3 separate regions of the Homo sapiens genome follow, and all the other regions are linked to region 2. A link is a contact called in ENCODE Hi-C or POLR2A ChIA-PET data. All regions are on one chromosome and are shown on one strand. Each heading gives the region's core, a stretch centred on a gene start or an enhancer-like site at or near the end of the contact. The rest is flanking DNA. Distances are from core to core; before and after follow the strand shown.

The links. Hi-C counts contacts between places; a loop is a spot of excess contacts on that map. ChIA-PET counts read pairs that join two places held with the same protein, here RNA polymerase II (POLR2A). Pooled maps may share reads with other maps.
Region 1: a loop to region 2 is called in a pooled map, with 7 times the contacts of the local background. The contact joins two enhancer-like sites. A Hi-C loop is called at or near these places in 8 of 37 single-sample maps with no recorded cell type and 10 of 50 pooled maps. POLR2A ChIA-PET finds 5 or more read pairs at or near these places in 6 of 52 experiments (B cell, GM12878, H1 and 3 more).
Region 3: a loop to region 2 is called in a pooled map, with 7 times the contacts of the local background. The contact joins two enhancer-like sites. A Hi-C loop is called at or near these places in 1 of 168 maps with a recorded cell type or tissue (endothelial cell of hepatic sinusoid) and 9 of 50 pooled maps. POLR2A ChIA-PET finds 5 or more read pairs at or near these places in 2 of 52 experiments (BJ and activated CD4-positive, alpha-beta T cell).

What each region holds. Positions count from the first base shown.
Region 1 is chr20:48,738,268-48,741,219 of GRCh38, forward strand. All of the region lies in intron 3 of PREX1 (phosphatidylinositol-3,4,5-trisphosphate dependent Rac exchange factor 1), which reads right to left. Among named protein-coding and RNA genes, the nearest start is that of PREX1, 88 kb to the right of the region's middle. RefSeq lists an enhancer at 2,325-2,434. Within about 2 kb of position 1,309, at least 6 of the 41 ENCODE cell types and tissues checked have a DNase peak (open chromatin) inside an H3K27ac peak, as active enhancers do; they include GM12878, where a contact is called at or near this core.
Region 2 is chr20:48,844,769-48,848,022 of GRCh38, forward strand. It overlaps a transcript of PREX1 not described here. Among named protein-coding and RNA genes, the nearest start is that of PREX1, 18 kb to the left of the region's middle. RefSeq lists an enhancer at 1,946-2,225. Within about 2 kb of position 1,808, at least 5 of the 41 ENCODE cell types and tissues checked have a DNase peak (open chromatin) inside an H3K27ac peak, as active enhancers do; they include GM12878, where a contact is called at or near this core.
Region 3 is chr20:48,767,970-48,771,340 of GRCh38, forward strand. The region is part of intron 1 of PREX1 (phosphatidylinositol-3,4,5-trisphosphate dependent Rac exchange factor 1); the gene reads right to left. Among named protein-coding and RNA genes, the nearest start is that of PREX1, 58 kb to the right of the region's middle. Within about 2 kb of position 1,547, at least 9 of the 41 ENCODE cell types and tissues checked have a DNase peak (open chromatin) inside an H3K27ac peak, as active enhancers do.

The DNA of each region.
Region 1 (2,952 bases), core at 59-2,558, 110 kb before region 2:
ACAGGTGCAGGAGAGGGGGTAACAAGCTCACCACTGGTTTGTCATTCCTCATCCCCTGAGCCCCCTTCTACGACAAGGTCTGCAATGTTTTCCTCTCCTTCAGCCTGTGGGAAGGGCAGGGGCCCAACGCTTGAGGCTTGGAGAAGTTAAATTTAGCAAAGGACAACATCCCCTCTGCAGCACCGTGCCCAGTTCAATCACGCCTGTGTCCTTTCATCCAGCCTGACCCCAGCTGCATCTCAGGCCTGAGACCCTGCAAATACGGAAACGCTGCTCTTGACAGCTCAGAGTCCAAGTGTTCCATTTCCTCCTGGAGGCCCGACATGGGGCTCTGATTGCTTTGCCAGGAAGAAACGGACAAACAGTTGTGCATACACAGATGTGGTGGGTACGGAACATGTGGCTGTGGGTTTGGGGGGAGAAGGGGACAGCTGCTGGCTGGAAACAGCCAGGGGAGGGGAGCTCACCCCCAGGAAAGGCTCAAGGATTGTGAGAGGTGGCAGCTGCTGTCCACAATACCCAGGTGACAGTGGCTCCACAGAGACCATCAGCTCCAAACCACTCATTTCACAGCCAGCAAGACTAAGACCCAGAAGAGGGAAGGAGCTGGCCCATGCAGACATATTCTCCAGTGGGGAGGAGAGAAGTGAGAATCAGGTCTCAGTTTCTCAACAGTCTCCCCAAATTATTTACCCATCCATACAGCTGTGGGGAGAGGGGGGTTAAAACAGAAATCAGACCACACTACTCCCGTGCTTAAAACCTGCAATGGCTTTCACTGACTCAGAATAAGATCTACAGTCCTCACCTCGGCACGCAAAGCCCTACAGGATCTGCCCTGCCCCCACTATGACACCCTCAAACTCTCTCTATCACTCACTCTGCTCTGGCCACGCCAGTCTCCCTTCTTCTCTCAAATGAGCTAAGCTTGCTCCCAGCTCAGGGCTTCTGCCCTTTCTCACCTTGGTCCAGACCACCCTCCCCAAGATCATCCCATTCCAACCCCTCAGAAAGGCCATCCCACCCTTGGGTTGCCAGATATAAAATAAACCCCAGGATGCCCAGGTGAATGCTCATTTCAGACACATATTTTTTTTAGTATAAGTATGTCTCAAATATTCCATAAGACATGTTTCCACTAAAAAATTATTTGATGTTTACCTGAAATTCCAATTTCCCTGGGTGTCCTTTGTTTTCATTTGCTAAATCTAGCAGCCCTGGCCCTGACCTCCCGATTGAAAGCAACCTCAGGCAGAGTCACTCTTTACCACATCTGCATTTTATGTTCTTCACAGTCTGCACTGGCATCTGAAATGACCTCATTTGTTAAATTACCCTCTGTTTCTCCCACCTACGAGCCGCGTGGCAGCACGGAGCAAGTCTGTCTTACTTAGTACAGCATCCCCAGGGTCTAGTGCAGAGCCTGGCACACAGGAGATGCTTACTATGTATTTCAGGAGACCTCATCACATAAGAGTAAAAAACACAGACTCTACAGCCTGACTGTGTCAGCTCAAATCCTGGCTCTGATGCTTCCTAGCTCTGTAAGCTTGCCCTATAACTTAATCTCTCTGGGCCTTGGTTTCCTCATCTGTAAAATGGGTACAATAATAGTAACCACCTTTAAAGAGTGTTGTGAAGTTTTAATGAATGCATATCTGTAAGGCACAGAGAACAGAACCCAGCACAAAGAAAATGTCCACTCGGTGCTAGTTTATGATAAACTCAGTAGTTAGTGGTTGGGTTTTGGGGAAAGGGGGTGAGGGACTCTTCCCCCATCTGATCAGTTAGGTGACACTAGCGGGCTGGACTGTGGGCCAGGGCCCCTTCCTCTCCTGGAGAGCCTGTCTGCAAGAGCTCTGTTCCCGATTAGCATCTCACCAGCCCAGATGCTGCCATGGCCATGGGAAAATGTTTCCAAGCAGGGAGTAAATGGAGTAAACAAGCCTGGGAAGGAGAGTGGACCCAGCACCTCTTTCCTTTGGGGCTGCAGTGGATGCCATGGTGCACTCCTCAAATGCCTGTCACAGAGACAGAGACACCCCTTACCCCAGGTGCTGGGAGTGCTGGCTGACAATGACCCTCAGCTAAGGCCCTCTCCTAGAGCTGCCTTCAGCCTAAGAGGGCCACCTGTCTGAGGCGGTACACCCACTCCTGAGGACAGCCCACTGGGCAACAAGGGTGCAAAGGCCTTGCCCACTTGCTGCAATTGTGCATAATCTGAAGAGCTATCCTAGTTCCAGAGTTCCTTCCAGATGGGACTATCAGTGGCTGGGGTGGAGCCTCTGCAACCTCTCCTTTAGCTGCTTCCAAGGGCCCACCTGTGTGCAAATCGCCAGCTTCCAGAAACCCAACCTACAGAGGTGTGGCCTTTAAAACTCCTGAGACAGACTGACTCAACCTATCCTCCGTGAGCAGGCAGGAAGAGGCGTGATAATTTTAATTTTTAATTAAAAAGATGATTTTAAATTAAAAAACACTGTATCACACACTGAGAACGCTGGCTCCTTTTTCAATAGGTCCAGTTAGCTCAAGGAGGGTCTTAGCTGGTGTGATGTAAGCAGCCTCAGGCTGAAAGGCTCAAGTAGTTAAGAGTTTCTAGATAGAATGCGGTAATACCGTTTGGTTTCTACTGCATTTATTTTGACAATTACCTTCTATTTATAGCACTCATTTTCTATTTTCAATGATGATGCAAATTTCTCTTTTTAAATAAGTTCACTGAAGTTTTGTTAAGTGAATCAATTTTTTTTTTTTTTGAGACGGAGTCTCACACTGTTGCAGGGGCTGGTGTGCAGTGGCACAATCTCGACTCACTGCAACCTCTGCCTCCCGGGTTCAAACGATAAGTGAATCAATTTTTTAAAGCATTAAACAAATAATAATACAAAGAATACTCAGATATAGCAAAAATTACAAACTTAGCGTGTGAGCTGAACTGAAGAACACTGG
Region 2 (3,254 bases), core at 558-3,057:
TGTCCTATCTCAGGACACATTGCATAAAACACATTGGGTTCAGTCTTCATTTACTTATAGCAAAAGTCATCTTGATGGATATACTGCTTGTATGGTAAAACTTCCAGAAACATGACTCCAGCTATAACCTTCTTTCTCACATCACTCCAGACCTACGTGGGATGTTTAATGGACATCTTCCCAAGCAGTCCTACAAGCACTTTAAAAATGTGTCCCAACTTGAATCAATTATCTGCCACATTCCCCAAAAGACTTTTATTCACTAGATAAATGGCATCGCCATCTATGTGATTTCTCTCATGAGTGATCCTCAAGTCTTTTTTCCATTCCTTTATTCATTCATGTAACGAACTCTCATTTACTAAGCTCCTCTATGCACTGGGCATTATGCAAGATGTAGGGGATAACACAGTGACTAAGACAAAGTTCCATCCCTCGTGAAGCTTATATTTCCGGTTAGAGGGAGATATTAAACAATTAACCCATAACTGACAGCAGCTAAGAAATAAACAGGATGTTCTCATAGAAAAATACAGGGAGGCACACACCTAGATAAGGTGATCAGGGGAGGCTTCCATAGGCAGGTAATAAATAAGCTGAGATCTAAATGCACAGCCAAAACCAACTCTGCAAAGCATGAGAAGAGTTTTCTAGGCTGGGCGCAGTGGCTCACGCTGTAATCTCAGCACTTTGGGAGGCCAAGGCAGGAAGATTGCTTGGGGCCAGGAGTTTGTGACCAGCCTGGGCAACATGACGAAAAGTGTCTCTACAACATACAAAAAAATTAGCCAGGTGTGATGGTCCATGCCTTTAGTCCCAGCTACTCTGGAGGCTGAGGTGGAAGGATCACTTGAGCCCAGGAGGCTGAGGTTGTAATGAGCCGTGACTGTGCCACTACACTCCAGCCTGGGTGACAAAGCAAGACCTTGTTTCCAAAAAAAAAAAAAAAAAAGAGCTTTCTAGGCAGAGGAAATAGCAAGTGCAAAGGCCCCAAGGCTGGACCAAATTTGAGCTTTCCAGAAGCCGCGAGGAGGCCAGTGAGGTGGTAATGTGGAGACAGGCAGATCCAGCAGGGCCTCAAAAGTGATGTGTGGATTTTATGCTAAGTGCAGTGGGCAGCCAGGGGAGGAATTTAAACAAGGATGTAACATGATGTGACTCAGGTTTTTAAATGGTCTCACAGGCTATTGCATGGACGATGGCCCATAATAATAAAAATGATCACAGCTAACACTTTGATAGTAGATACTGTGTGCCAGGCATTGTTCTAAGCACATTCCGTATATATTAACTCATTAAGTCCTCCCACCGACCCCATGAGGTCAGCACCATAATCATTCCCATTTTATTGATGAAGAAACTGAGGCACAGAGAATTACAGAAACTTGCCTACGGTCACATAGCCAATAAATCAAAGCCTGGCCTAGAGGAAACAAGGAGACTAGCTACAGGCTGTGGTGCATGTCCAGAAAGGGGGCTGCAGGCAGTGGGGCTTGGATTGGCCCAGGGGAGAAGTGCAAGGGAGGATCCCGCATATAATTTCACGGCGGAGAGGAAAGAACTTGCAGGTGGTCTTATCCTCTGTCCATTCTCACTCCTTTCTCCAGCAGGTTTTTGAACTTGACTTCTGGCTTGGTGGTCTCCCAGCCCACCTTATATTAATAGATGGGGATGTCCTCGCTGTCTCCTCCCCCACCATCCTGCTGTCTGGCACCTCGTTCATCTCACACAACCACTCCCCTTGAAAACAGCCCGACCCTCCTACAGTACAACAGTCTCCACCTTGGTCTTGCCCTGCCCACTCCACACCAGAGATTAAAAGCCAGGCAGCCGCTCCTGGCGGTCAAAGGAGAGCACTTTGTAGACGCTCCCTGGACCCCAGCAAAACTTCTATTGTGTTGCTGGAGACAGAAACAATGCCAGTGGCCCAGTTGCTCCCCAGCCAAAGGTGGCCCCAGCAAACAGTCTCCCAGCCCCATGGATGGGGTGCCTGGGAGTGTTAACAGAGCTCCCTCGGGGACCAGAGGGCCAGGAGAGAAGCAACATGTGCCTGCTGGACACTCCCGTCTACAGCCGGCTGCAGCCCCCACCCACCCACGTGCCTCACTCTAGGCGAAGAAAACCCAAAAGTAGGAGAGGACAGGCCAGAGATGGCTGCTTGACCTTTCAAGGGGAGGCAGGAGTTTCTACAAAGCCTCTGGGAGTCCCCTAAGTATGTGTTCCTACCCTCCAGGGGCTAGGAGGTCACCCTCTCAGTTCCTCATCAGCCTGGGATAGGTTCAGCGGTGGGTGGAAAATATGACCAGCAAGGGGCCTACCCACACCCGGGGCCTGCTTTGGGGCTTTCTTAAAAAGACAGTGCTAGGATCCCAGACCAACAAGACACCTTGTGCAAAGCTCTGTGCTCTAGGCTCTCAGAGAATAGGAAAGCACCCTGTCCTTCTGGGTCAGAGTGGAGTTAAGATGAGTTATGCAGAGGCAGAGATTTGGGGGAGAGATCAAGGAATACTTCATGGAGGAGGGGGCCTTTGAGAGTGCTCTGAAAAAACTGAGAGGATTCCTTTCTTTGCCCTGCCCTCCCTCTTCCTTCTCTTATAAAAAAAAAAAAAAAAAAAACAAACCCTCCCCAAATGACTAATAAATAAAAGACACACAAAAGAGACACATATGCTTTATCTATAATGTATAGGCCGTGTTGTTTTTGAAACTCTTTTCTGCTCTGTAAAGGAATGTGTGTGCATCACGGAAACCTTGGAAAACCCAGAGCAGCATATAGAAGAAAATGAAAATTGCCTCTATTTCCACCATATAGAGATAAAACACTCTTAACTTGTCAGAGTATTCCTTTCCAGGCTTTGGTGGTGTTTTTTCATATTATTACTAAGGTGAAATTTACTTGCAGTGAAATGCACATGTCTGGAATATATGACTCAATGCATTTTGACAAATGTCTACACCCGTGTGTACACCCTTCCAATCGAGATCTAGAACATTCCCCTCACCCCAGAAATTTCCCCCGGGTCCCCTTCCAGTCAGCCCCCATCCTTCTGATTTCTATAAATTAGTTTTGCCTGCCATGTAATTGGAATCATGTGCTATGTGCTTTTTTGTGTCTGGTTTCTTTCACTCAACATAAACAATGTTTTTAGATTTCTCCACGTATCAGTAGCTTGTTCTTTTTCATTGTTGAGTAGTGTCCCATTGTGTGGATAAATCACAGTGTGTTCATCCTGCAAGAATCTTTTGGGTTGTCT
Region 3 (3,371 bases), core at 297-2,796, 77 kb before region 2:
GCTAATTTAGAGTCCTCCTCTCTGCGCACTGCCAGCTCCGTGATGGTGAGGGTCTCTGGCTGCTTGTGCTGAATCCACAGCATGGGTTGAGGTAGACAGAAGATGCTGAATAAATACTGGTTAAGAGGGGAAAGGAGGTGAAGTTCCATAAGCCTCCAAGCTTCCATTCCTATGTATGTAACACAGAGTAAAAGCCTCTATCTCTCAGTGTTCTTTTGAGGATTCAAGGAAATATCACTCAAAACATAAAGTGCTTAGCACAGAGAATGGAACACAATAAAAACTCAAATTTTAAAATTACCAATGTCCATCAACAGGAGAACGGATGAACAAATGGTGGTGTTCTCACACAACAGAAAATGATTCAGTAATCAAAAGAAAATTGCTAACACACGCAGCAAACTGGACGCATCTCAAAAACATGGCCCAAGCGAAAGAAGCCAGACACAAAAGGGTGCAGCCACCCGTGGGATTCCACATCTACGAAGTCCCAAAACTGGCAAGACCCTTCTTTGATGACAGAGGTTAGAAAAGCCGTCACTCGGCCGGGCCCAGTGGCTCACGCCTGTAATACCAGCACTTTGGGAGGCAGAGGCGGCCGATCACTTGAGTTCAGGAGTTCGAGACCAGCCTGGCCAACACGATGAAACCCCGTCTCTGCTAAAAATATAAAAATTAGCCAGGCATGGTGGCTACTCAGGAGACTGAGGCAGGAGAATCATTTGAACCCAGGAGACAGAGGTTGCAGTGAGCTGAGATCATGCCACTGCACTCCAGCCTGGGTGACAAAGCGAGACTCTGCCTCAAAAAAAAAAAAGAAAAGTCGTCATTCAAGGCTGGATAAAGACTGGCAAGGGGCTCAAGGGGACTCTGGAGGCAAAGAATGTTCTAGATCTTCACCTGGTGGTGATGCATACGTAATCACCAATGGAGCTGTGCACTTCACTGTCTGTAATTATCCTGCAACAGAAACTATTCCCTTTTTTTTTTTTCAGCAAAGGGTTTAAAAGGAGATTGTCACCGTCCACCCTGGTTTGTCTACTGTCCACGCATGGGTTGTCCTGGCTCAAGCCCTGAGGGCCAATACATCGTTCTGGCTTCAGGCAGAGCCAGACCCCATTCCCATTCCTTCTACAACTGTGCATCCACGAAGCCCTGGCTTCTTTGAGGCCCGTTGCCAAAGAGACGAGCCACCCTCCACACACACCCCCTCGCTGCCTCCCAACCCTGCTTCTAAGAAGATTCGGGAACAGGAAGCCTGTGTCTGCTCTCAGGTTCTGAAGCAAAGAGGCTGGGGGTGGTGGTGCGGGGGAGGGGAGATGAGGGGCTGCCCCGTTGAATGAGACGTGCCTTGAATCCTGAGGGGATCCTCTCCAGGTGTGTGAGAGGTGTCCCCCGCCCACCACAGGCACAGGGACAGCCACAAACACCTACTCTACCGTCGTCGCTGGGGCATCTCTAGGAGCCCCAGCACCCACTAGGCATGGGGCCGGCTTCGTACATCAAAGAGCCCTTGCATGTTGCCTTTCTGCTTAAAATCCTCCAACAGAGGCTGCGCTATCAGAATGAGCTCACACTCTGTGACCTCACCTCCTACGCAACTCCCTTCTCCCTCATCTCCTCCCACACTGGCACCCTTGAAGGTGCAGAAACACATGAGACAGGCTCTTGCCACAGGACCTTTGCACTGGCTGTCCCCTCTGCCTGGAACGCCTGTCACCACGTAACCACATGACTCATTCACTCTGCTCCTTCAGGTCTCTGCTCAAACGTCACCTCCTCAGTGAAGCCTGCCCTGCCCACACCATTGAAAACTGCCACATCTTCCCAGCAGCCCAGCCCTCTAATTTTGCTTCATGTTTTTCCATAGCACTTACCACCTGAGAACACTACAAATTTTCCTTGGCTGACACCTTCACTGTCTGTCTTCACTGCACACACGGTGAGGGAGAGAGCTTTTGTCTGTATTGTGCACTGCGGCAGCCTGGACACTCAGTACACAGCAGGTGCTCCATAAATCACTTGTAAGCCCAAGGAGGTAAATTTGAGGTTTATCACGGAATGGACTTTCTAAAATTTTCTGCAGGATTTCAATTGTCTGCTAAGAATATGTGCTATCTTTACCAATTAAAAAGAACAATTAGAAATCTGGTTTTAAAAGCCAGGTGGGAGCCATCTCTAGGTCAGTGGGTCTGATGCCCAGGAAGCGGGCATAAGAATTACCTGTCAAGCTTTTCAAAACACATGTTTTGCCCAGGAGGTATACCAGGAAATGACAGTCTGACTCAAGAGGTCTGGAAAAGCCAGGAAATCAGCTCTTTTTCCAAAGCTCCCAGATAACCCTGAAGGGCTCCAGGAGGTACACGAACCCGAGAATGGGCAGCAGGGCAGGGAAAGCAGCTCAGAGGAGGTCAGGGAGGACCCTGAGCATGACCTTGACAAACAGGCAAGATCTGGCCAGCCAGGCACAGTGGCTCACATCTGTAATCCCAGCACTTTGGAAGGCTGAGGCAGGTGGATCACCTGAGGTCAGGAGTTCGAGACCAGCCTGGCCAACAAGGCAAAACCCCATCTCTACTAAAAATAAAAAATTAGCCAGACATGGTGGTGCATGCCTGTAATCCCAGCTACTTGGGAGGCAGAGGCAGGAGAATCACTTAAACCTGGGATGCAGAGGTTGCAGTGAGCCAAGATTGCTCCACTGCATTCCAGCCTGGGTGACAAAGTGAATCTCCATCTCAAAAAAAAAAATCTGGCCATGCAGAAGTGAGGAAGGAAAGGAAACTGGAGACCCAGATTTGCAAACCTTTGCAATCACAAGGCAACCCCTTGGCAGCCCTAATCCATGACCCTCAGGCTACAGCAGGCGTCTGAATCACCTGGGGCACTCAGTGGAAATGCTGATTCCTGGGCCCTGAAGACTGAGAGGCTCCAACGCAGTGGGAGAGGGAGGAGCCTGGGCATCTGCCTTGTTAACATGCTTCCCCAGGCACCTGCGATGGGGCACCAGGTTTAGAAGGTGCTGGTTGAGTCTTCTGGTTTCAGTATGTACAGTTGCCTTTCATCAGGAAAATTAATAAAGTCATAGGAAGAAAACTGGAAATCACACATTCTGACAGTGCCCACTGTCAATATTTCAACATGTCACCTTCCATGGCGTCTCCTGCAGTTTTTAGGCATGGCTGTCATCACCGGTTGCACATAATTTTGCATGTCACCTTTCCAGTGGTCCACAGTGGCTAAGGAAATGGGTGTGGCTCATGTCCCTAACCATTTCCCTATCCGACCTTTAGGTTGTTGCCGATTTTGAGCGCTCACAGTGGTGTTTCAATGAGTAACCTGGTACATAAAAGTATCTGGGGATTTTCCCC